Linked DNA regions of Homo sapiens: regions 2, 3 and 4 are each linked to region 1. The links are chromatin contacts, found by Hi-C or POLR2A ChIA-PET in ENCODE. All regions are on one chromosome and are shown on one strand. Each heading gives the region's core, a stretch centred on a gene start or an enhancer-like site at or near the end of the contact. The rest is flanking DNA. Distances are from core to core; before and after follow the strand shown.

Region 1 (6,147 bases), core at 3,648-6,147:
TGAGATATCTTTAGGTTTCAGGTTTATAGGACCAAAATAGAAGTATTCTAGGGAAGAAGGGTATAGTTTGATAGTCTAGGGCAGTGGTTCTCAAAATGTGGTCCTGGCACCACGAGCAGGAGCCTGGGTATTTGTTAGAAATGTAAATTCTCAGGCCTTTCACTAGATCTCGGAATTGGATACTTTGGGGGTGGGGCCTTCTAGGTAATTCTGACGTCCACTAAAGGTTCAGAACCACTGGTCTAGGAAAAAGAAGGATGAAGGTAAAAAACATTCATTCATTAATATACCTCCTTTGAGGTTCAAAAGGAAAAAAATATATAGAGTGCATAAACCTTGGGGAAAAGGCCCAGTGGAATTCTGCCAGGTGCTAAAGGTACCAGCACAGACCGAATGCCAAGCCTGACAAGCACGTAGCAGGTTACATACCTGGGTACACTACAGAAATTTAACAAAGTAATTTATAACCCAGACAGTACATAAGGCCACCTTCTGACTTGGGCCTTTCCTGACTACTAGTTAAAAAAAAAAAAAAGTTTTTTAATAAAGCCTAAGTCCATTTTTAGAGCAGTAATCTATCTAAAATGATCAGCTGGGTTTCAAGCTGCGTCCATAAATTACCTGAAGCCATATCCAAAATCCCATGTCTGTATGAATTTTTTTGGTGATGATGGGACATAAAGGGTAGAAGAGAAATTTGGTCCATAGCTTCCCACAGATTTTCAGAGGGCAACTGAGTCCACACACCTTCCCACCACCACCAAAGTTAAGAACCACTGACCTGACCTGTGAGTTAATTTATGAGGTCAGCAGATGAAGCAGTTTATCACAGTGGAAGACTAAATGTTTGGGCTGTGGAGTCAACCAAAAAGGTTCATATCCCAGCTTAGCCACTGAATAAGTGACTATAGGCAACTTACTCTAAGCCTGCTTCCTCTTCCTATCCTGCCTCTTAAGGCTGTAAGAAGTTAATGGGGTATCAGACATGTAAAATACCACAGTGTTTGGCACATGAGTACTCAAAAAATATAAACTTTATTATAACAATATTACTACTTCACAAAAATGGATTGCTGGGTACATAATGCTTAGCAGTCTATCCATTTAACAACTGGTATTTGAAACATTGATACAACCATTGTATAACTTAAAATGGATACAGTTCAAGTTTGTTACTATGCTCTGTGAACTACTCAAAGTAGCAGAGTCTTAATGATTGCAGACATTAAGGTCACTGCCTCTGTTCTTCCTACAGCTCCCCTCTGTGTCTTCCATCACATCACCCACAGAAGGGCAAAACTGTCCTTTGTTACTCCAACACTTCTGGGCCTCTACTGCCATCATATTTACTTAAGAGAGTGACCTGTGAGTTGTAGGGCAGTAACTACTATGCTTTATTTTGGACTAAAGCATGGTTTTTAAGACATTTTACTTATTAGATGTAAATCTGAATTCATTCAACCGTAAAAAGTATTGTTATCTTTTGCTGATTCCATGTTCATAATAAAAGTTAGCACTGAACGAGAGAAAGGACAAGAAGAAACTGACAAGGTCCTGAGACAGTGTATTTTATACACAGTATATAAAATTTGCATTTTTATTCTCTCCCATGAAAACAGACATAAAGTTACTAATTTCTAGCAACTACAGTCTTAAAAAGTAAACCAGAGAAAGAATAATCTCAAACTGCTGACAGTTTACCTCTTTCAGATGAATTTAAATGGAGAATGAGTATTTCATGCTACCCAAATTATATTAGTTACCAATTCATGATCTGAGATTAAAAAAAACAAACTCAGTGTTTGAGTGTATACTACATATACACATTTCAAGCAAACAGCCACAGATTTTAACGCTATTAAGTACACTTTTCTTTCACGCCTTCAGCTACTTAAATGACAAAACCAATGCAAAGACTAACCTTTCAGAGATTTATAATATGGGAAACTTATAGGGAATTACCTTTTCAAAGAGTATTATGATGTAAAGGAAAGGATAAATGATAAACAGATCTTCACCCAACAGGGTAGGCTCAAAGTCACCAATTTGCTTGGTTTTTATAAAACCATTAACAGGTTGACTCAATCGATTTAGTCAGAATATTTAAATGACACCCCAAAGGACTTTAAATCACAGAAATGTAGGCCTAGAAATACTCATTAATTTACATTCCAACTTTTACTTCACAGATGAAGACACAGGCTCACAGAACTTAAGTGACCCACTGAAGGTCAAAAGCTATCTGACTCTCTAGAAAAGCCTGAAATGGTTGAGATATTGCTATATTTGGCTCATCGGCATTCAAGAATATCCAATTAATTCCAGGAAAAGCTAATTTTAGTTCACTATGGCCCTGGAACCCAGAAATAAACATACCTGTAGCCAAACAAACTTCAAATGAAGACAGAGCTATAAGAACAAGTCAGCTCTAATTCAGAGCCCAAAATTCACCCACCACTACACAAATAAAAGGCTACAAGCTATTTTAAGAAATACCTCTGTGATAAATAATAAATGAAAATAGCCAGAATGATACTTGAAGCCAGTGGTCCTCAACCTCCGGTGCACATAAGAATCAGTCTTCTTCCAAAATATATATACAAGGTGTCCGAATATGTAGGTCTACCTAGTATAGTGCCAAATATCTGTACATCAAGGTTCTCATGAGCACTAGGGTTTCAGATCTCGTTTCCACCAAGTTCATTATTCTGCAAACATTACATATAGAGGTATATATTAGATTTGCCCTAGTAAGACTGTTAAGTTTCATCTCACGAATGAAACCAGGCATGCACAGAAGGCATCATATTACACCACAACAGTAGCAGTATCAGTTTTTACTCTTAACCCAGTGAGGAAGAGGACAACTGAGTCACAGGACCTGAAGCACTCTAATTTTATGGAAACAAGAAGGCTGGTAGCCACCTGCTTTCTAACCAGGAATTTAGGAACGTACCAAGTGTTTATGACACCAGGAAATGCATGCAGCAGAGAAAGTTTACATCATCTGCCCTTCTAGGCACGTGATATAAGAGTGTTTTGGATAAGATATTAACTTTAGTAAGAGGATATTTTCCGTTTACATCTTCTATAAATACCCCTTAAGTTTACACCAGGTGGTTAGAGGAAGATTCTGCAGCTCCCTAGGGCAATAGCAAAGAATGTTTCACTGTTTCTGAGGAGCCTCATTTGCCTGATGCATGACTGTTAAAGGTGCATTTCCCTACACAACCCTAAATCAGTTTTCACATTTGCATATTCCAGATTTACTCAGGAATGTTCAATTTAAGAATCACAGGTGGTTGCTCGGTAAATCAAAGGCTCCCCAAAGATTAGGTTTTATAATGCTTCCTGAAATTTACAGCTCCACTTTGCCGGCCTGTTTGAATTCAGATGACTCCAAGTTGATCCCAAAATTATAAATCAAAGTATCTCAGAAGAGTATTATTCTATTTTAGCACTTTTATAGCTTACTCTATGCAACGTGAAGTGTTATTTGTATGCTTTCTATTTAAAAAAAAAAAAAAGCCAGCAAGGATTTTAGCAGGACTTCTTTCTTCAGTAAACTCATCAGTTTTATTAAACTATCAAATACTTTTTAGCCTAATTTAGACTAACAAGTTCACATGCACAACACTGCCATCCCAAACAAAAGCTAAGGCGGATAAGCCAAGTGCATCCCCCCACTTCAACATTAAACAGACACACGTGCATAAACCTTGGCTAAATGATAAATTTTAATCACTTACAGGCCAGCTTTGATCAAATAACAGATAAATTTAAGAGTCATATCTTTGGAGTCAGTCAGATCCCAGCAGTTCCAGTCCTGGCTCAGATACAATTGGGGTGTGAACTTAGGCAAAGTACCCTGCTCTCTCCGGGCCTCAGTTTCTTCATTTGAGAAGATTGGAGGTGTTAACAGTGGCTGCCTCTTCTCTTTGTCGTGAGGACCAAAGGAGATAATGACTGCCAAGCACTTTCACAGTGCCTGGCACACAGAGAGCACTCCATTAACGTTAGCTGTTGTTCTTAGGAGGACCGCGTCCCCTCCCAAGTCCTCACCACACATCCAAAACACACAAAGCAAAACTCTTTAACAGGAAACACAAAGAAAGAGCTTTAATTCTACAAGGTCCCTCCGATTGCAGGCTCTTCATCCTCCAGTTCCTCAAATGAATGAATGAACGCCTAGGAGGGGCTCTGCAAATAGCTGTCTCTTAGGAATCCCCTTTGCCCACTTTAAGGTAACTGTCTTTCACCACCAATTAAACACCCACAAGTACACCCAGAGCGAGTCATGCAAATTTCAGCGGAGACACCGAATCCAGGCGAGTCCTTGATCCCCACAGGCGACCTCCATTCATTCTCCACGCCCCTATACCCCGACCCCTCTCTTTAAGTTCTGGGACCAGCCCCACCCTCGCGACCCTTCCCCTCCCGCCAAGCGTCTCTACCCTGCCCTCCGCACCTAGCGTGAACCTGTCACCCCACCAAGTGAGGGACTGACGAAGGGGCCCACCTCGCCCCTGCCCGAGGGACCGAGGCCCAGGGTGCAGCCGTCCCCTCGGGGGCCAAGGAGGGGCGAAGTGCTCCGTCCGGCTCGCCTCTCCTCCCCAGGGACCCGCCAGTCCCGGCCGGGCCAGCCGGAGATAGCGTGTAATAAGAGGGAGGGGAGAGCTCTCCGAACCCCCCTTCCCCGGGATCCCTACCAAGCAAGTGAGTCTCTTGCTCCAGCCCCTCCGAGCCTCCCCGGCTGGAGTCATGGTGCCGGGGCTGCCCCAGGAAGCCCCCATAAAAAGGAGGGGGAGACACCCCCATACTCACCCACCGTCTCCTCCCCCTCAGCTGTTTACCTCACAGTCCCTCCAGCCTACAGGGCGCCGCCATCTTGGACGTACAGCACCTCCCCCGTCGTGAAAGGGCCAAGGCCGACGGCGGCCTCCGCCACGAAAAAGAGTCCCCCTCCGGACCTCCCCTCCTTCTCGAAAGGAAGGATAGACGGCCGCGCTCGGCAGCCCCGCCGGAAGGAAGAGGCTCTTCCACTCATAACTGACGATGTGGGTTGGACGAGAAAAAAAGTAAGGAGGGTTTTTATGGAGGGGGGCGGGGCCGGGCGGAAGGATCCGAAAGGAGGCTGCGAAGAGATCTTGTGACTCCGCGAAGGAGGCAAAAAGAAGGGCCGGCGCGGCGGGAGGAGCCACGCGAGAGCCCGAGGGGGCGGGGCGGGCGGTCACGTGACTGGCGGGCGGGGGGACGCGGCGGAGAGGCGTAAACAAGCTGGCGGCGCCTGGGTGTGGTTGGAGCGCCCTGCCCCTGCCCCCCGAGTCGTTTCTGCCCTTCGCTTGCGTGGCGCCCTCCGAGGGTCTCTCTGTGGGCGGCCTCAGAGCAGCGATCCTGTTTCCCAAGGAGCTGCTGGGGCCCGCGTGGGTGAAGGGCCTGCTTGGGAGCTTTGGAGTTGCAGCTCACCTGGGAAGGGGCGGAAAGCTGCGGGCCAGGGCAGCCCTCCTTCCTGGGCTAAACATTTTCAGAAGCCCGCCTCCGGGATTGCGGGGGACCCCCCTGGCTTCTGCCTTCAAGTAGCTCACACTTCACACCTACTCATGACATCTAGGGGAAACCAGCCCTAATAGGAGACAGCTTGAAAATCAGAACGCCTTATTCCGTTTCCTGCTGAAACAAGGCTTTAAGTCCTCCAAGCCTCAGTTTCTTCCTCTGTGAAATGGGCATAATGACATCTGTGACGTGAAGAATCAAGGAGATGAAGTATGGACAGCGTTTAGCCCAGAGTCCTGCGCCTAGTAAATGCTCACTCACTAGATAGGTGGCCTTTATTGCGAGGCTGAGTATGATGGGCTCCATCCAGCACGAACACAAAGCCCTGTGAGAGGAGGCAGAGTGAGATGAAGTCGAACTGTGGGATATGAAAGGCATTTTGAAGGAGTAGGCATCAGGTTGGGTTTTAAAGGAAATGTAGGTTTTGTGAAATACTAGGTCGGTGCAAAAGTCATCACGGTTTTTACCATTAAAACCGCGATGACTTTTGCATCAACCTAATAGAACCAGGCGAGGCGGCTCGGGAGAGAAGGCCATTCCAGGCAGAGGGAACCAAAGGAGCAAGAGCCTAGGGGCAAAAAAGTGTTGGGTGAG
Region 2 (6,147 bases), core at 919-3,418, 1.3 Mb before region 1:
CTCCCTGCCCTGACCCTTATCCCCATATGGGAACTTGGACCGTGTCCTGGAGAGAGAGGGATGGGTACAAGGTCTCGCACTCCTCGATGTGACAAACACCAGCGCCTGAAGACCATGGGTTTCTTTCAGCTTCAGGAGCCACATCCCTGAGCCCCCCACCCCCTCCCTGCCTTCCCATGCAGGGAACAGGGGCTGCATTACCTGCCTATTGATTCCAACAGGCAAACTGGAGCCACTGGTGGCTCGGCTCATGGGGGCCACCACAGCCACTCGGGTAGGGGACGGCGCCGACTGTCTTTTCTTGGGTGGCAATGCTGGTGGAGGACTGAAACAGACCGAAACGTCCAGGCAGACCAAACCACACTCACCAAAGCTCTTCAGCGTGATATTGGGGTACAGGATGTGGGGTTCTTTCATTACTAGACTCTCCACACCCAATGTTCACACTTCAACTCCTGCCTACTCCCCTCCGCCAAAATAAAACCTGTAAATACCAAATGAACAAAAAAGAACAACCCTTTCTTTTTCTTTCATAATAAATCATACCATGTCTCCCTGGGCTGAGGGCACAAGGAGGCCTTCAGGAGAGCTCAGGGTGGCCAGCGAGGGCCGGCGGGGTGGGGACAGCTCCAGAGTCAGCCTCCCAAGGGGGGCCAAGCCCTCAGCGCTGAGGGGAAAGGGCCCGAGCCCTGTCTTCCTCCCTTTCTTTCTCATTCTGCCATGGGAGGCACTGGACAAATAGGAAGGTAATTACCTATTATCAACCACCCGAATGCCAGGCAGAGGAGGCTTGGGGGGCGCGACCTCTTCATCCGTGGCATCTGGGAGGAGCTCAGTTGACTGTGACATCCCAGTCGTCTTGTTTAGGATCTCTACCTCGCGGTCTGTCAGGGGGAGCTCTGCTGGGCTGGAGAATTGGGAAGAACTTGGGGTTACAGAAGGTCAAAGGCGGGACAGAGCACACACAGGCCCTGAGAGGGTGAGGACGTGACCAGGAAGAACACAGTGGGTGAGGTGGGGCTGAAGAGCAGGCTCCCTGGATATAGAACCCTGGGGTTCTGGTTTGGTTGCTAATGAGCTACTGGAGCTTGGCTGTGCCCCCAACTTTGCACCTCAATTTCCTCATCTGAAAATGATCTAAGGGTTCTCTAAAATGCTCCAGGCCGGGCGCAGTGGCTCACACCTATAATCCCAGCACTTTGGGAGGTCAAGGCGGGCAGATCACTTGAGGTTAGGAGTTTGAGACCAGCTTGGCCAAGATGGTGAAACCCTGTCTCTACTAAAAATACAAAAATTAGCTGGGCATGGTGGCGTGCACCTGTAGTCCCAACTACTTGAAAGGCTGAGGCAAGAGAATTGCTCTAATCTGAGAGGAGGAGGCTGCAATGAGCCCAGATCGCACCACTGCACTCCAGCCTGAGCCACAGAGACTCTGTCTCAAAAACAAAAAAAAAAGCTCCAAATTTATGTTTTATATTTTTACCAGGAGCTTGGAGTAGAGATGAATATAAACCTTTACAACCATCCATGTCATCCTCAGTTTACTCTTGATCAAACAAGAGTGCTCTCAAGTCAAAGCACCCAAACCCAAGCCTTTAAAAGTTCTTTGTCATTATGAAACGAAGCTGCCCAGGAAAAGCACTGGTATGTGTCACTGGATGCGCTCACAGAAGATCCTTGGAAACAGTCATGCTGAAGGGTAAACTTGAGACAGGGCAATACTTCAAGCCTGTGTGAAATATACACACACTGCTAACCACTGAAAAAGGAATATGGGCCTCCAGCAGCCCACCCTCATGCTGCCCACCCCACCGGGCCCTATCCTTGTCAAGTGCAGACTTTGCCACTGAGCGTGACACCCGCGACACGAGGGTTAGTCAGCACCTACCCATCAGGCTTGCTGGCAGGGGAACTGGGCTTCACGGGGCTCGTCGGAGACGGACGTCCCTGCTTCTCGATGGTGAGCCTGACCAGCTCCTACCCCCACAAGAAAAAGGCAATGAGCAAAGCTCCCGTCACCACTGAGTTTCCACCAGAAGGCAGGCAGGTGCTGTCTGTCCTCTGCTGCTGAGTCTCATTTCTGTGCCTACAGATTCCCCACGCACCATAAACGCAAGTATCACTTGCCTTAGGTAATCTGCATGACTTCCCAAATGTCCCCTGCCCTCCAAAAATACCTTCATGGCATGTCAAGTTTCAAATGCGTAAAGGCACTTCCTCTTGGAAGGGGAAATGGCAAACCCCAGCCTCTCAAAATGATTGTTTATCACACAAATTAAAATACTCATCAGAACAGGTTCCCAGTCAGTTTGTTGGGGAATAACTCTGTTCCTAGTTCTCTAAAGCCATTAGATCATATGCACGATGATGGCATGGGTGGTTTCCCAAGGCGAGCTGGCCACAGGTGTGGTGGAGCTGCTAGCTGGTGGGGGTGGGGTGAGGGCTGGCTGGGATCCTTGTCAATGGAGAGGGAGTTAAGGGGAGATAACCCAGCAAAGAAATCACTTTAGAACCATTAACTGAGAAAAACAGAAAAGAAAAATAGCCTTTTTCAAATCGTAGCAAAAGAAAAAAAAGGGAAGACATAAGTGCCCATGTGTTTTTTTTTTTAAATTAGAATGCATTTTTTCCCAGTTTGATGAGTTTTGACAACTGCATATACCCAAGTAAGCGCCACTAAAAACACAAAGAACATTTCTATCACCGTCTCCAGCCAATCTGCCCCGCCCCAACTGTTTAACTTCTATTATCATAGATTACTTTTGCCTGTCCTAGAACTTGATATAAATGGAACCATATCATACATACACTTTTGTGTCAACCTTCTTTTTAAAAACAGCTTTATGGATATATAACTCATATGCCATTAAATTCACCCATTTAAAGTGTACGATTCAGTGGTTTTTAGTCTGTTCACAGAGTTGTGTGACCATCAACACAATCAATTTTAGGACTTCTCATCACCCCATAAGGAAGCTCCGCATTCCCCTCGACCCCCAGCCCCTGGCAGCTGCCAATCCATTTCCTGTCCGCACATCTTTGCCTGCTCCGTCCCCCGAGCTCAGCGTCAACAGCTGTGCTTCGTGTGGGCGAGGCGCCTGCTGCTCGCTGCCAGCAGTGTTCCCACTCGTGGATGCACCACAGCTTCTCCCTCCACCTTCCTGTTGCTGGACATCTGGCCTGGCCAGGGCCTGCATGTGTGTGATGAGGGGCTTCCAGGCTTTCAGCAGAAAGCTGTTTCCAAGTTACAGAGGAGGTGGCAGCGGATGCCAGTGGGCAACACAGTAACCAGAGACCCTGAACCAGCGGCTGCCAAGCCTCTCCAGACTCAAAAAAGCACCACACACAAAAAAGGCAGCGTATGCTGCAAATAAGGCAAAGAGTCAGTTACCATCCTTTCCAGCGCAAGGGTTCTTTCGAAAACAAAAAAACTAGAAGGTGAACACGCCGAAAAAAATATCAAACAAGAAATTTACAGATACCAATGGTCAATAATCATAAGACATTCACCACCTTGGATGGTAATAAAATAGAAACTTCCAGACATGGTAGGTGGGAGCACCACTTCAGACAGCCTCTCCAGAGGGATGACTTATCAGTATATATCAAAAGCCTTAAATATTTGCATTATGAGAATTTTGCACCAGGTGCAGTGGCTCATGCCTATAATCCTAGCACTCTGGAAGGCTGAGGCAGAAGGACGGCTTGAGCCCAGGGGTTCGAGGAGCACTGAACTGTAATCACACTCCAGCCCAGGTGAGAGAGGTGAGAGATTGAGACTCTCTCTTTTTTTTTTTTTGAGACAGAGTCTCGCTCTGTCGCCCAGGCTGGAGTGCAGTGGTGCGATCTCAGCTCACTGCAAGCTCCGCCTCCTGGGTTCATGCCATTCTTCTGCCTCAGCCTCCCGAGTAGCTGGGACTACAGGCACCTGCCACTGCACCCGGCTAATTTTTTTTTTTTTTTTTGTATTTTTAGTAGAGACGGGGTTTCACCGTGGTCTCGATCTCCTGACCTCGTGATCCGCCCGCCTCGGCCTCCCAAAGTGCTGGGATTACAGGCGTGAGCCACCGCGCCCGGCCAAGACTCTGTCTCTTAAAAAAAGAATCCTGTCCAAGAAAAATGTCATGAATGTGTGCAAAAATTAAACCACAAAAGATGGTTATCACAGAATATACATAAGATTACGTATCATTAATGTGGTAATTTTGAATAGTTCAACATCCCACAATTAAATATTTGATAATATGTATCAATTACATAAGTCATGATAGAACCAGACAATGGGCTGACCATTACGTTGTTATTAAAGACAAAGTCACAACAAGAATATGCACTGTATCGTGGAAAGATGCTGTAATACACTGAGTGGAAAAACAGTTCTAGGTGATATGCTGGTTTATATTGCACGTTTTGTAAACAAAGCCAAATCAAGAATATATGTAATACAAAAAATATGGCTATGAAACACCCTTTTATCTTGTTCTTTTTCTATTTTCTAAATTTTCTGAAATGAACATATATTACTTCTGAAATAATAATTAAACAAGCAACCCCGCCCTCCAAAATTAAATGCATATATCAAACTCTTGGGCTCAAGTGATCCTCCTACTTTGGCCTCCCAAAGTGCTGGGATTACAGGTGTGAGCCACCACGCTCAGCCAGGCATATCCACAGATGCAGGTTCAGTGTTACCCTACTCTGTGACAGTTGTTACCCCATTCAGATGTCTATTCTTGAAGAAATGTGGAGAAGCAAAATCTCTAAGAGCCAAGTACTAGCAAGAAAGGAGAACCTTAATACTTGCATGTTAGCACAATTTAGAAGTTAATATTTAAGGGACAGCCATCTAGCTGGTGATTACAAACAGGACAAGATGGAGGAGGAGAGACTACACAATCAGTGAAGAGAGCAGTTAGAAAAGAGGCAGCTCCCTTGCACCCTACCGCCTGGAGGAGGGAGGACGGTGGGAGAAGCAGCTCTTCCTAAAAGCACAACGCCAGGCCCCAAAGAGGAGCATCACGGCCTTAGAGGGAGTTAAAGAGCGCCAGAACACAGTGCCCTGGATGCCCCACTTTCAGATTCACTCTTCTTTACAAGCAGGGCAAAAGGAACAGAGAGAAGTCTGTGTTGTTTGCATCTGTTGATACAGGAAAACATTCCTGGTTCTTCATTGATTCATGAGCAATTATAATTAGATCGTCATCTTTCTGGAGAGGCAGCTGTGAACTCAACTAATGAACAATGGCAAAACAATCCTGGAATGACAGGCACACATGTGCAGACATGTGCCCAAATTCAAAGATGACGTCATGATCCCAATGACGCTCCCTACACTAGCTCGCGTGGCCTAGGCTTGAAAAGACTATAAAAGGGGCGGGCTGCTTTTTAAATTTACCACCTATCTCCCTGCCTAGACAGAAGGTCTTTAGTCTTGACTTGCCTTAACTATCACAGAGGAGAAACCTTAAAATGTGCACATATCTGGCTACTGTGCTAACACCCTAATCTCATTGAAAGTTGACCATTTATAATTTGGCATGAGCCCAACACCTCCTACTGAAGGTAGAATTTTTTGAGAGGGATGTCAGACTTTTTAATTGTCCTGAGGCACGAGTTAGAAAAGACTGAAAAAGGCCAGACGTGGTTGCTCATGCCTGTAATCCTAGCACTTTGTGAGGCCGAGGCAAGTGAATCACTTGAGCCCAGGAGTTCAAAACCAGCCTGGGCAACATGGTAAAAATCTGCCTCTACAAAAATTAGTTGGACGTGGTGGCATGCACCTGTGGTCCCAGCTACTCCGGAGGCTGAGGCTGGAGGATTGCTTGAATCCAGAAGGCGGAGGTTGCAGTGAGCAAGATTGTGCCGTTGTTGCACTCCAGCCTGGGCGATAGAGTGAGACTGTCTCAGAACAAAAAGAAGAAGAGACTACTCTAGAGTCTATGTCTACAGCAGTGACTGGAAACTGCCGACTGGTCACTGAAAATCAGTTTTCAAAAGTCAAAAACGGTATTTGGAAAAGTAGCTCTCCAAATATGTAATACTTTATTTCCATGTTCATTTTATTCATACTGAAAATGATCATAGGTCGGGCGCGGTGGTTCACGCCTGTCATCCCAGCACTTTGGGAGGCCTAGGTGGGCGGATCAC
Region 3 (6,147 bases), core at 1,678-4,177, 1.2 Mb after region 1:
CTGGGCCAGCGGGGAGGGTGGCCAGCAGGCCTGGACTGTTGGGCTGATCAGAGATCCTTGAGTGCAGGTGGGGAGAAACCTTCTAGAAATGTTTGTTTGTTTGTTTATTTATTTATTTATGAGACAGAGTCTCGCTCTGTTGCCAGGCTGGAGTGCAGTGGTGCAATCTCAGCTCACTGCAACCTCCACCTCCTGGGTTCAAGTGATTCTCCTGCCTCAGCCTCCCGAGTAGCTGGGACTACAGGCACCCATCACCATGCCTGGCTAATTGGTATTTTCAGTAGAGATGGGGTTTCGCTATGTTGACCAGGATGGTTTTGATCTCTTGTTCTTGTGATCTGCCCACCTTGGCTTCTCAAAGTGCTGGGATTACAGGCGTGAGCCACTGTGCCTGGCCAAAATGTTGTATTTATAAAAATTGTTTAGAGAAGGCTGGGCGTGATGGCTCACGCCTGTAATCCCAGCACTTTGGAGGCCAAGGCGGGTGGATCACCTGAGGTTAGGAGTTTGAGACCAGCCTGACCAACATGGTGAAACCCCATCTCTACTGAAAATACAAAATTAGCTGGGCGTGGTGGCGCATGCCTGTAATCCCAGCTACTCGGGAGGCTGAGGCAGGAGACTTGCTTGAACTCGGGAGGCCAAGGTTGTGGTGATCACCCCATTGCACTCCAGCCTGGGCAACAAGAGCAAACTCCGTCTCAAAAAAAAAAAAAAAAAAAAAAAAGAGAAAATCCTCTAACCCCATTCAGCAATTTTTGCAATCCACCCCTGCCTGCAGTCATAGCTAAAATTCTGAAACCATATAACGCCAGCAAGGAAGAGAATTTAACAAAGGCAAGTAATTTGCTTTACTAAGTTTTAAATCCTCTTATATCCTACCAAACAGTTGTCAGCCTCAGGAAAAAATATGGCAGGTGAAAATAGAAGAGAAAATAAGAATCACAGAAGAGGAACAAACACGATGGAGATTTTCAGAACATTAACTAGGCTTTGGCCACCAGCAGTGACTTAGTAAATGGAACTGTTTCTCTGAACATCTTTTTTATTTTTTTGAGACGGAGTTTTGCTCTTGTTGCCCAGGCTGGAGTGCAATGGTGCGATCTCGGCTCACTGCAACCTCTTTCCTGGGTTCCAGCGATTCTCCTTGCCTCAGCCTCAGCCTCAGGTGATCCCGACCTCAGGTGATCCACTCGCCTCAGCCTCCCAAAGTGCTGGGATTACAGGCGTGAGCCGCCGCGCCCGGCCGGATTTTCTCATTTTTACTAGAAGGTTCTATCTCCTGGGGGTGGGGTGAGGTGGTGAGACCAATTCACCTGGAAGTGGAAGCTGGGAACTTGGTTTGAGTTCTGAGGGTTCTGGGGTCTCGCCCCTTATCTTGCTTTGCCTGGAGGGCTGAAGGGCTGGAAATATTTTTGTTTTGGGGCTGGAACCAGGACTGCAGTTTGGGAGCCGGTGCTAGGTTGGAAGAGGAGGCGGGGTCTGGTAAGCACTTTAGCCGAATTGAGCAGTGGGAATTAGGGAATTGAGGGCAGTGGGAAGCTGGTTCTGAGTTTTAAACTGGGGAGTGACAGATCAGAGCTGGATTTTTAGGAGTTTCTCTGTTTGGAGGTTTAGAAAAGACCCAGGTGGGAGGTAGGGCTGGGGTGGGGAGGGAGAGAAGTGGACGATCTGAGAGCTGAGGTGGGGTGGAAGGAGAGCAGCGTGTCACGGGCTCGGGATTCCGGCCCAGGCGGCCAGGTGGACGGAGATAAAGATGCGCTTCTTCATCCGAACTGGGTTTGCTAACCTGTGACTGTCACCACTCCATGCTCCAGGGCACCTGGCCCAAGGGATCCGGCCTCTTGGGCACACAAATCCATATGGAGCCCTGAAGGACCAGACAGGGACCTTGCCTTCTCTGTGTCCTTCCTGGGAAGGGGACTCCAGACCAACTGCCAGTCTTCCGGTTCCACCTCTCTGACAACCGCTCACCTCACCCTCCTTGGCATTTTTATTTCAAATGCTCTATCCCTTTGTTTGCATGGGTTCCTGTGTCATATTCTGTGTTCCCATTTTTAATTGGAGAATAAGGGACTGTATGTTATTCTACCCACAGGCCTAGCTGAGGGGATAGGGAGGCCATGCCTACCTCCAAGGCTCTAAGAAGTGAAGCAGGCGGCGAGAATGTGCAGTCGTTGAGGCCAGAGGACCGGGCCTCAGCTTCTCCTTAAGCCCCTGAGTCCTCCTCTGGGGACCACCCCCTTGTACCTGGAGGTGAAAATGCCCGCCCAGGAGGGAAGGGCTGGCCCCGGGAGAGCCCGCTGCGAAGTGAGTTTGCGCACTGCGGAGCGGGCGCGGGTGACTCCAGAGCGGCCCTGCCAGTCCGCGGGGCTGGCGGGGAGCAGGTTCGTGCACCGCGGGCTCTGTGCATGCAGAGGCGGGAAGAGCCCCCAGCCCGGCAGCCGGCCCCGCGGGAAGGCGCAGCCCGGGCTTCCGAACCCTGTGAACGCGCAGGTTCCTGGTCTTCCAGATGGGCAGGAATCGTCCTGCCCGCCCGGGGTGGGAGGCCACATGGGGGCACTGCGCCCGGGCGCGGCCCCAGGTGCTTTCCAAATGCCCACTGCCGCTCTCATCCGTACCAGCGATGATCAAGAAGGGGCCTGGTCGCCCGGGGAGGTGCCCCGGCCCGAATCGACTCCGGAGACAACGCCGGGCGACGCCACCTGCGCAGGTCCCGGAGGGCCGCTGGTGTCTGTGTACAGGGCGTGCTGTCTGTGGAAACGCGAGGGCACACTAGCACTTTCCTGTATGTATTATTATACTTCAGTTTTTAGGAAGTGCATTAGAAGGGCCTGCACCAGTCAAATTCGGGGATTAAAGCTTTTAAGCGGGAAGCGCGCGCCCCGTGCTGTCCCTTTAAAGCGTTGGGCCGGCCCGAGGCATTCTGGCCGCTGTCGCTGCCCGTAGCGCTCCTCCGAGAGGCCGGCTTTGTGAGCTCGCCCCGCCCCCCGGACACCGCCCCCTCCCCTCGCGCACGCGCACTGCGCCCCCGCCGCCTGGCGCCCGCCCGAGCTGCCGCCTTGTCGAGCTGAGTCCGCGCTCCCGCCCAGGCGGCGGCCGACGCGACGCCCCGAGCGCCCGGCCCCGCCGCCGCGGCCCGGCAGGTAAGCGGGCAGCCGCCCGGCCCGGGGAACACAAGGCGGGCAGCGGGGCGGCGCCAGAAGCTTCCAAACCGCACCCGGCCGCCGCACGTGTTCCCCGCCGGGCCTCGGGCCAGGCCCAGCCCCGGGCGCTGCTCCCGCTGCAGCGGCCCCGCCCGGGACCCCCGCCCCGGCCCCTCGGTGGACGGCCGCGCGCGCAGTTCCCTCCACCCGGTCCGCCCCCACTCGCGCCCCCACCTCCGCCTCCCCGGCGGACCGCTGACAAGGCCAGAGCGCCGGCACTGGGTCCTCTTTCCCGCAGGCAGCGTGCCCGGCCTCACATCGCCCCTCTCCCTCCACTGCCCCTTCAGGGAAGGACCCCAGACCCACCAAGCCACTCAGTCCCTGGACGAGGTGCGCTTCCCCTCCTCGTAGAAACGCCCCCAGCCCGCTCCCGCCGCTCACCCCAACCCGAGGCAGCCAGGCTGCAGCTCGCTAGGTGGGGTCCTGGGGTGCGGGTCCTCGGTCCTGAACGGTAGGCCCACCGTGCCTCCTCGCGCGGGGCCGCAGACCTGTCCTGGCCGGTCTGCGAGAGCCATTTTGAGCGGTTACGTTCCCGGACCAAACAGAGGTCGGCCTGTTACATCGCTAACGACACTCCCTGCTGTCTCGCTTGCAAGTTTCCACTCACCCCGGTCCGTTTACCCATCTCCTCAAATGCTAGTTTAATCTGTGACCTGGGCAGGTGCTGTCCTAGCCGGTGGGGAAGACAGGAAAGCGAAGGACCCAGGCGGGGAGCCTGTCCAGGATCTCAGATAGGGAGAGCCAGGTCCCCACCTCTGTTGGGCCGGCCACCCGGCTGGTGTTTAAGATGCAGATTAATTCCTGTCTTTGCACACAGTATGCTTTTCTGACTGCATGTCACAGGCAGATTCCTGGGCTCCACCTCAGGGACTGAGGGACTCAGGAATCGGCCTGTGGCATGCAGTCCAGGAGGGCACACTGAGGTTTGGTTGCTCGGCTTCAGGTGGTCAGGCTTACCTGGATGAAAAGCAGTGGCTGCTAGGAGGAGCCAGGCAGCATCTGGTCTAGGGGCCGCCAATTCATCACCGTTCCCGTAACCTTGGCCCCCGCTTTCCTCAAGATCAAGTCTCCAACCTTCCTGTTCTCTCAAAAGGATTGTTCCACAGAGACACCTGAGTGTTCATGAAAATGCCAAGCCTTGGCCCGGCGCGGTGGCTCACGCCTGTAATCCTAGCACTTTGGGAGGCTGAGGCGGGCGGATTGCCTGAGGTCAGGAGTTCGAGACTAGCCTGGGCAACATGGCGAAACTCCGTCTCTACTAAAAATACAAAAGATTGGCCGGGCGTAGTGGTACGCGCCTGTAATCCCGGCTAAACTGGAGGCTGAGGCGCAAGAATTACTTGAACCCGGAAGGTGGAGGTTGTAGTGAGCCCAGATCGTGCACCTGGACTCTTTGGACTGTGTCTCAAAAAAAAAACAAAAACAAAAAAAAAACACGCCAAGCCTAGACCCCACCGACGTAGAAACTTGGTGGGTGTGTTGGGTCAAGAAATTGCATTCCCCGCCACCCCCCGACGGAGTTTCACTGTTTGGCCCAGGCTGGAGTGCAGTGGCGCAATCTTGGTTCTGCCTTCTGGTTTCAAGTGATTCTCCTGCCTCAGCCTCCCGAGTAGCTGGGATTACAGGGACCGACCACCACACCCGGCTAATTTCTGTATTTTTAGTAGGGAGGGGGTTTCTCCATGCTGGTCAGGCTGGTCTTGAACTTCCTGACCTCGTGATCTGCCCACCTCAGCCTCCCAAAGTGCTGAGATTACAGGCGTCAGCCACTGTGCCCAGCCATCATATTCTTAAAAGTCAAGTTAAGGTTGTTTTGTTTGTTTCTTTTACATGTTCATGTTTTTTGAGCCCAAAGGTTGGGGCAGGTTGGGCTTGAGCTGGGAGGGGCTGGACACCTTTTTTGTAAGACCGCCTATCTGTTGTTCCTCCTCTGAGGGTGTTTCCAGGCGTCTAGACTCACCCAGGTGAGTTGATGCTGACAGGAGCTGCTCGGCCTTCTGAGCTGCCTATTTCGCCTTCTGTTCCTCTGGTGTTTCGCTTGGGTAGGGCATGGGCACAGTTCACTCAGCTCTGGCCCTGGCCTGGCTGTCTAACGCTAGGACTGTTATAGTGGACTTTGCAGCTTTTTGCTTGGATTTCCTTAGTTCCTCTCTCTCCCTGTATTTGTCCAGCCTGCCAAGGAAAATGCAGCAGTTGGGTTAAATTGGCATGGCTAGGTTGCACTAATGACAAGTACCACGTAGCTGGCATTTACCGAGGACCGGTTTTGTACTGGCACTTTGTCCCCTGGGCAGCGCTACAGGGCCTGCCCCTCCTCTCCCCCTCTCTTGTACTGTACTCGGCCCTAGATGCAGCGTGATCCATCTTTGCGCAGGGAATCTTTGCTGCAGGTGAAATGGAGCGGTGGCCACACCTGTTCTCTGCAAAGTGGGTGTTGTAATTTCTCTGCCTTCCTCTTGGATGAAGACTTTGAGACATGCTTTTTAATGCCTTCCATTTCGCGTTAGTGTTACAATCAGCCTGTGCAAGATTTCAGTTCCAAGCTCCAAGCTAGAATTTACAGTGTGTAAACTCATTAGATTGATGGTAGTGCTAGCTTCTGGGATTCCGATGGCCAGTGGTATTTGCAAGCATGTCTCAGTGGCTTTCCCTTTTAAAAATGCTGTCCCTCCTTTCCAAGTAACCTGTTGTGCTTTTATGAGATGTATTGAAGTAATGAATCTATTCCCATGGTAGAGGAAACTAGCTGCTTACTGTACAGATTTGGGATAATTTTCATTGTCAAGGTGAAACCGATTGAACTGCAGTCTTTTTTCGTTCCCCTGCAGTGTGAGTCCTGCTCGTAGAATATCGTTGGTGTACTTGAGGCTGCTTTTCCAGAAGGCAGGATGTGGAAATTCCAGCAGGCAGAGCTGCCTCTGGCTTGCTCTCATCTCTGTGT
Region 4 (6,147 bases), core at 1,887-4,386, 1.1 Mb after region 1:
AACTCAGTTTTAAGTTTTTTCTGAGGTCCCCTTGGCCAAGAGGGGATCCGTTCAGTCAGTGAGGAGTTTAGGATTTTATTTTTAGTTTATATTCCCTTCTTTTGGCCAAGATTTGCCAGAGATGGCATTGATGACCAAACTTTTATTTTGTCCTATATCGTTGCTGGGGCTGTGTGCTACCTGCACTGGGTCCATCTTGTCCCTTGGTGGGATCCCTATGGCCAAGAGACTTAGAGCCAAAAGACTGAAAGACAGCTAATTAAATGTTTTAGGACAGATAGGAAAGGAGATGGGCAGGCACTCATTCACCCTTAAAAACCTTTTGTGCAGCCAGGTGCGGTGGCTTATGCCTGTAATCCTAGCACTTTGGGAGTCTGAGGCGGGTGGATCACGAGGTCAGGAGTTTGAGACCAGCCTGATCAACATAGTGAAACCCTGTCTCCACTAAAAATACAAAATGAGCCAGGCATGGTGGCACATGCCTGTAACCCTAGCTACTCGGGAGGCTGAGGCAGGAGAATCACTTGAACCTGGGAGGCGGAGGTTGCAGTGAGCTGAGATTGCACCATTGTACTCCGGTCTGGGCGACAGAGCGAGATTCCATCTCAAAAAAATCAAAATAAAACAAACAACAACAACAACAAAAAACAACCTTTTGTGCAACATAAGAGGCAAAAACCAAAATCCAAAACGTGAGGTTACAAAATTGACTTATCTCTAAGTTTTATGTATTGAGCTATCAGCTATTTAGGTATTTGTGAACCATCTTTGATTCAGAGGGTCTGAACAAATTTTATCCCTCGAAACCAGCCCTTACAATCTCATGCGTTTACCTCTTCTGCAATTGTCCCTGGGCCTAGAGGGAGGGTGTTTGATATCAAATCAGATTGGAGCCAATGGGATTTTAAATCATTTTCAGATTCTGGAGATATCAGGTAGAAAAAGAGAGGTAATCTTCATTTTTTACTTAATTGTTGTAGCTATAAAATAGCTTAAAAGGAAAAACAGCTTTTTGACTCTGGAAAACAAAACATAAGTAAATGTTTCGAACAGAAATATAAGTCCTATTTGGTTTTGACAACGACAGGAAAAGGAAGCTTACAGGTAACTAAATATTCAAATTATTTAGTTCAAGGCATAGAACAAATTATATTAGCTTAGAGGCAATTTTTTTTTTTTTTTTTTGAGATGGGGTCTCACTCTGTCACCCAAGCTGGAGTGCAATGGTGCAATCTCAGCTCACTGCAACCTCCGCCTCCTGGGTTCAAGAGATTCTCCTGCCTCAGCCTCCTGAGTAGCTGGGATTACAGGCGCCTGCCACCACACTGGGCTAATTTTTTATATTTTTGGTAGAGACAGGGTTTCATCATGTTGGCTAGGCTGGTCTCGAACTCCTGACCTCAAGTGATGTGACCGCCTAGGCCTCCCAAAGTGCTGGGATTACAGGCGTGAAAACCGCACCCAGCCAGATAGAGGTAAAAGTGTTAAATGGGTCTTTGAATACAGGCCTGTTCTTGTGTCTCTTGAAAGCAGTATAACTTCGGTTGCTGTCTTTTCCCAGGTCGGAAGACTGGGAGATCATGTAAGATTTAAACGTTTTCAAATTTGTTGAAACTGATTTATGGTCCAGCATGTGATCAGTTTTGCTAAACGTCCTGTGTAGGTACTTGTGAAGAAAGTGCGAGGCAGGCGGATCACAAGGTCAGGAGTTCGAGACCAGCCTGGCCAATATGGTGAAACCCTGTCTCTACTAAAAATACAAAAATTAGCTGGGCGTGGTTGCCGGCGCCTGTAGTCCCAGCTACTCAGGAGGCTGAGGCAGGAGAATCGCTTGAACCTGGGGGGCGGAGGTTGCAGTGAGCTGAGATCGTGCCACCACACTCCACCCTGGGTGACAGAGTGAGATTCCCTTTCAAAAAAAAAAAAAAAAAGAATGTGCGTTCCACAGCTGTGGGCTTAGTGCTCACACTAAGCATCTTCCTTGGATGTCTGTTATGCTTATTTTCTTTTTTTTTAGAGATGGGGTTTTGCTGTTTCGTCCCAGCTGAAGTGCAGTGGCATGATTATGGCTCACTGCAGCCTCGAACTCCTGGCTCAAGGGATCCTCCTGCCTCAGCCTCCCAAGTAGGTGGGACTCAGAGGTGAGCCACCACACCAGGTTCCATTATGCTAGTTTTCTTAATTGGCATTGGAGAAAACCATAAAATTAGGGGAAAAGGGTAGATACTAAAAGAGTGCTATTGGAGTATGATTGGAGGTGGAGTGAGAAAAGGAAATAGACCTTGCTTTCATGGGGCTGTTGAGGAGTCCAAATGAGCAGTATAGAGGCCTGGCTTGGTTGGATGAGATGGAGAAATTCAAGACCTATTTTTGAGATAGTAAGCCCGGACATTTAATTAATTAAAAATAATTGTATCAATTACTGAGAGTAAGAATACTAATAAAAGCAGTAACAGCAGTGGCAAAAGTAACCACACAAGCAGAAATACGAAAACCAAGATGATAAGACCATACAGTCCGGCAGTGTCTTACTAACAGGGTTGTGGGCGTCCCACTCCTTCTCTTCATCCTCCTCCAGCTCCTCCTCCACGTCTTCCTCCAGCTCCTGCTCCTCTTTCTTTTCCAGTACCTCCTCAGCCCCTTCTCCTCTGCCAGCCCCTCCTCCCACCTCCGCTCCCAGCCCCTCCTCCTTTCCCAGCCCCTCACCATCCAGCCCCTCCTCCTCCATCTCCTCCTCCTCTCTCAGCTCCTCCTCCTCCCCCAGCTCCTCCTCCTGCTCCTCCTTCTCCTCCACTCCTCCTTCTGCTCCTCCTTCTCGTTCAGCTCCTCCTCTCCCAGCCCCTCCTCCTCCTCCAGCCCCTCCTCCTCATCCAGCCCTTTCTCCTCTCCCAGCCCCTCCTCTCCCAGCTCCTCCTCCTCCTCCCTCCTCCTCCTCCAGCCCCTCCTCCTCCAGCCCCTCCTCCTCCAGCCCCTCCTCCTCCTCTTCCAGTTCCTATTCGGGGCGGGCCCAGCCCCTCCTCGCGGAGCGATCGATGGCTTGGGCTCGTCGCACACGCCTGCCCAGCCTCTGCGCTCGGCTCGCCAGGCCTGCGGCGCTGCCATGGAGACACGGCCCAGCGGCCGCCGGCCCCGCCCTGGGAGCCCCGCAGTGCGTCGCGCCGCTGCCCGCATCTCCGAGGCCCGCGACGAGCGGTGACTGGGGCGGGCGACGTGGGGGACCCGGGGATGCGGGCAGACGATAGGGGGCTGGAGGATGGGGCGACCCAGAGCGCGCGGGGTCTGGGGCGCGGGGATGGGGGCCGCGGGCCACGCGACGGGGACCCCAGGGTGCGCGCAGGTGGCGGGGACGCGCGATGGGGGCCCGGGAAGCTGAGGCTGACCTAGCGCAGGCATCCCAGGAGGGGAGGTCCCTGACGCTGCGCAGCTGGGAAGGCGTTCGGGAGTGGGTTGCGATGCTTCCCTGTTTGTTTTCTCCTGACATCGTTTTTGTTTGGGTCCAGGGGCCTCACGGGAGCTGGATGCTCGGAGCAGCAAGGCGGCCCTGGGGGCCCCTTCCGGTCCCGGGGCTGACGCCTGGCGGCGTCTCCGGGAACCCGCGCCCTTTCAAGCGCCGCTGGCTCCTGTTTCACAGATGGAGACCCTGAAGCCCCAACAAGCAGCCTCCCCAGCACCTCCCAGTGACTGAAAAAGCTGGCACTGGGCGCCCGTCTCACTCTCCACCCAGCTCCCAGGCTGCCCCACGGGACGTAAGTAGCTCGATCTAGGCCGCTGACCCCCAGAGACTTGATGCTGCGCTGCAGACTGCCGCCGCTGCCGGGGCGCTTGACTTCCCCTCTCCTGACAGCACGTTCGTTCCTTTGCAGCAGCACCTTTGGGGAGAGACGAGACCTGAACAAACGCTGGGGCTGGATCCCCAGGGTGGGTCAGAACAGCCGTTGCCCTGAAAGCTGGCCCGGACAGATGCGTGCGGGGCGTGCCACCGGAGCTCCTTCCAGCTTGCGTCTGGGGCCACCATGTCCCTTCCTCAGGGCACTGGATCCATCTCTTCAAGCTCAGTGGTCCAGGCCATGGTGGCAGAATCACCCCCCAGGGTGTGACGCCTCGTCCCTGTCAATTCCACACAGCTGCACCCGGAAGAGCTGTGGCCGGGCGCCGCTCTGACCTGTGTGCGGTCCCCTGAATGGGTCTCAGGTGTCTTCAGAATGGTGAGGCCGCCTCATTTCCTCACCACACAACCCTCCTGAGGACGTTGCCTGCAAATGGGCGGAATTCCTAATTTCTACCATTCAGTTAAACGAGGGATCCTTAAGCCCCAAAGCTGGGAAAGCTGTCCGTTAATTTAGTGCGCGTGGGCCGTCTCAGAACAGCAGGGTTCCCAGGAGTCCAGCGGGACGGGGGAGGGGATGAGTGGCCGTGTCCCCCTGGCAGAGAAGGCCTTGTCTGAAGGCTACGCCCGCCTCCGGTACAGGGACACCTCCTTGCTCATCTGGCAGCAGCAACAGCAGAAGTTGGAGTCGGTGCCACCTGGGACGTACCTGAGCAGGAGCCGAAGCATGTGGTACTCACAGTATGGAAATGAGGCCATCTTGGTCCGAGACAAAAACAAGCTCGAGGTCTCTAGGGACACAGGGCAGTCCAAGTTTTGCACAATTATGTAATTCCGATGTGAGCACCTGAACCCAGGACCACACTTTGAGGAAAACAGACCTGAGTTTCATTCAGTTGTCTTGTTGATTTCCAATCCTTGCTGGAAGATTTTGAATAATGAACGTGAAGATCAAACTGTGGTGTAAGAACCCAAGAAGCGCAGAATTGGCCCCCGAACCCCTCAGCACAGCCGCGGTGTGACTGGTGCACAGGACACTTCCCCTCTAGAGTCCCCTCCGTGGTCAGCTGTTGTGACATTTGAATTCTCCAGGTGCTGCTAGGGACAGCATAGGCCCGGGCACTGCTAGATGCTTGGTTTAAACCAGGCCAAGAGTAACCCTCCCATCCCCATTACAAACCACCTTTTCAAGTTTTTTAGGTTTTAGTTTTTTGTTTTTAGCATAAATGGCGGAGTAGCAGCAGCATCTCACCAGGAGCTTTGTCGCATTACATTTTGTATTTTGCTTTTTTGAGACGGGGTCTCACTCTGTTACCCAGGCTGGAATACAGTGGCACAATCACAGCTCACTGTAGGCTCTATCTCCTGGGCTCAGGTGATCCTCCCAAACTCAGCCTCCCAGGTAGCTGTGGCTCCAGGCGAACTACTGTATATAGAGACAGGGTTTCCCTATGTTGCCCAGGCTGGTCTGGTCTTATAGTCCTGGGCTCAAGCCTCCCAGAGTGCTGGGATTACAGGCATGGGTCACCGCACCAAGCCCGCATTTATATTTTGAGTTACCAAAATGATCATCATCTGTGAAGCATCATGGTAGCTTCCAAGCATTTGCGGCCCACTGGCCAGTGCATCCAAAACACATTCAGGAAACCCGAGAGTTGTAAGTTGCACATGTGTGGCCTACAGTGACTTCCATGTAGTAACAGGGCTGAGCAAGGCAGGCTCTCCACCAGACTTAAAGCATTCAACCACTCTGCCCCCAGGCCGACACTGACATGTGTTCACTGTCGCTGCCACAGCTGGCCACCTGTGTTCAGTCTCCATGAAGGATTCACCTTCTGCTCTCACTGACATCTCCTTGGCTACACAAATGTGCAGGTGTCTCTTGTCAAAGCTAATTTTTCTTTTCTAAATAAACATCCTTTAATACACTCCTCCCCTTCCTCACACTTATTTTTATCCTTGTTCGTAATATCCTACTTGGCTTCCCATTTTTTATAGCAGTAATATGTAATTGATTGCTAAAGACTGCAATACACAAAGGCATAAAGCAAAGCACAAGTGCTCTCCGTGGGGAGAACCCGGCCGGCAGCTGGGGATGCGTCCCACAGCTCCTCAGCATGCACACACGGTCACGTGATTCTGACGGCCTCATCCTGCACCATGCCTCTTGTATCCGCCATTTTCTTTCTTGCTCAACTGTACAGACTGGGCATTCACTTAATGCTTTTCTTTTTTTTTAAGAGAGTCTCACTCTGTTGCCCAGGCTGGAGTGCAATGGCACAATCTCAGCTCACTGCAACCTCTGCCTCCTGGGTTCAGGC

Evidence for each region. Hi-C counts contacts between places; a loop is a spot of excess contacts on that map. ChIA-PET counts read pairs that join two places held with the same protein, here RNA polymerase II (POLR2A). Pooled maps may share reads with other maps.
Region 2: a pooled map shows a loop between it and region 1 (5-fold over the local background). The contact joins the enhancer-like site here to the promoter of TSC1 in region 1. A Hi-C loop is called at or near these places in 3 of 50 pooled maps. POLR2A ChIA-PET finds 5 or more read pairs at or near these places in 2 of 52 experiments (T-cell and activated T-cell).
Region 3: a map of CD4-positive, alpha-beta T cell shows a loop between it and region 1 (9-fold over the local background). The contact joins the promoter of WDR5-DT here to the promoter of TSC1 in region 1. A Hi-C loop is called at or near these places in 1 of 168 maps with a recorded cell type or tissue (CD4-positive, alpha-beta T cell), 1 of 37 single-sample maps with no recorded cell type and 8 of 50 pooled maps.
Region 4: a map of ascending aorta shows a loop between it and region 1 (4-fold over the local background). The contact joins the promoter of BRD3OS here to the promoter of TSC1 in region 1. A Hi-C loop is called at or near these places in 1 of 168 maps with a recorded cell type or tissue (ascending aorta), 1 of 37 single-sample maps with no recorded cell type and 14 of 50 pooled maps.

The regions. Positions count from the first base shown.
Region 1 is chr9:132,939,719-132,945,865 of GRCh38, forward strand. It overlaps TSC1 (TSC complex subunit 1), which reads right to left and starts at 4,898. Exons shown (of 23, transcript NM_000368.5): 1 at 4,825-4,898. MIR548AW (microRNA 548aw) reads left to right here and starts at 5,989; the gene lies at 5,989-6,053. It also overlaps a transcript of GFI1B not described here. RefSeq lists silencers at 4,506-4,565, 4,626-4,685, 5,216-5,295 and enhancers at 4,770-5,503, 4,816-5,115, 5,476-5,615.
Region 2 is chr9:131,628,348-131,634,494 of GRCh38, forward strand. It overlaps RAPGEF1 (Rap guanine nucleotide exchange factor 1), which reads right to left. Exons shown (of 27, transcript NM_001377935.1): 6 at 1,889-1,977; 7 at 755-907; 8 at 202-325. Among named protein-coding and RNA genes, the nearest start is that of PRRT1B, 86 kb to the left of the region's middle. RefSeq lists an enhancer at 436-1,185. Within about 2 kb of position 2,169, at least 12 of the 41 ENCODE cell types and tissues checked have a DNase peak (open chromatin) inside an H3K27ac peak, as active enhancers do.
Region 3 is chr9:134,133,055-134,139,201 of GRCh38, forward strand. It overlaps WDR5-DT (WDR5 divergent transcript), which reads right to left and starts at 2,928. Exons shown (of 2, transcript NR_186420.1): 1 at 2,132-2,928. It overlaps WDR5 (WD repeat domain 5), which reads left to right and starts at 3,028. Exons shown (of 14, transcript NM_017588.3): 1 at 3,028-3,146. RefSeq lists enhancers at 2,069-2,178, 3,085-4,009 and silencers at 2,369-2,538, 2,979-3,158.
Region 4 is chr9:134,022,345-134,028,491 of GRCh38, forward strand. It overlaps BRD3OS (BRD3 opposite strand), which reads left to right and starts at 3,137. Exons shown (of 3, transcript NM_001355256.2): 1 at 3,137-3,192; 2 at 3,501-3,746; 3 at 3,864-6,147. The coding sequence starts at 4,404. The coding sequence ends at 4,658. RefSeq lists silencers at 2,571-2,700, 3,011-3,430.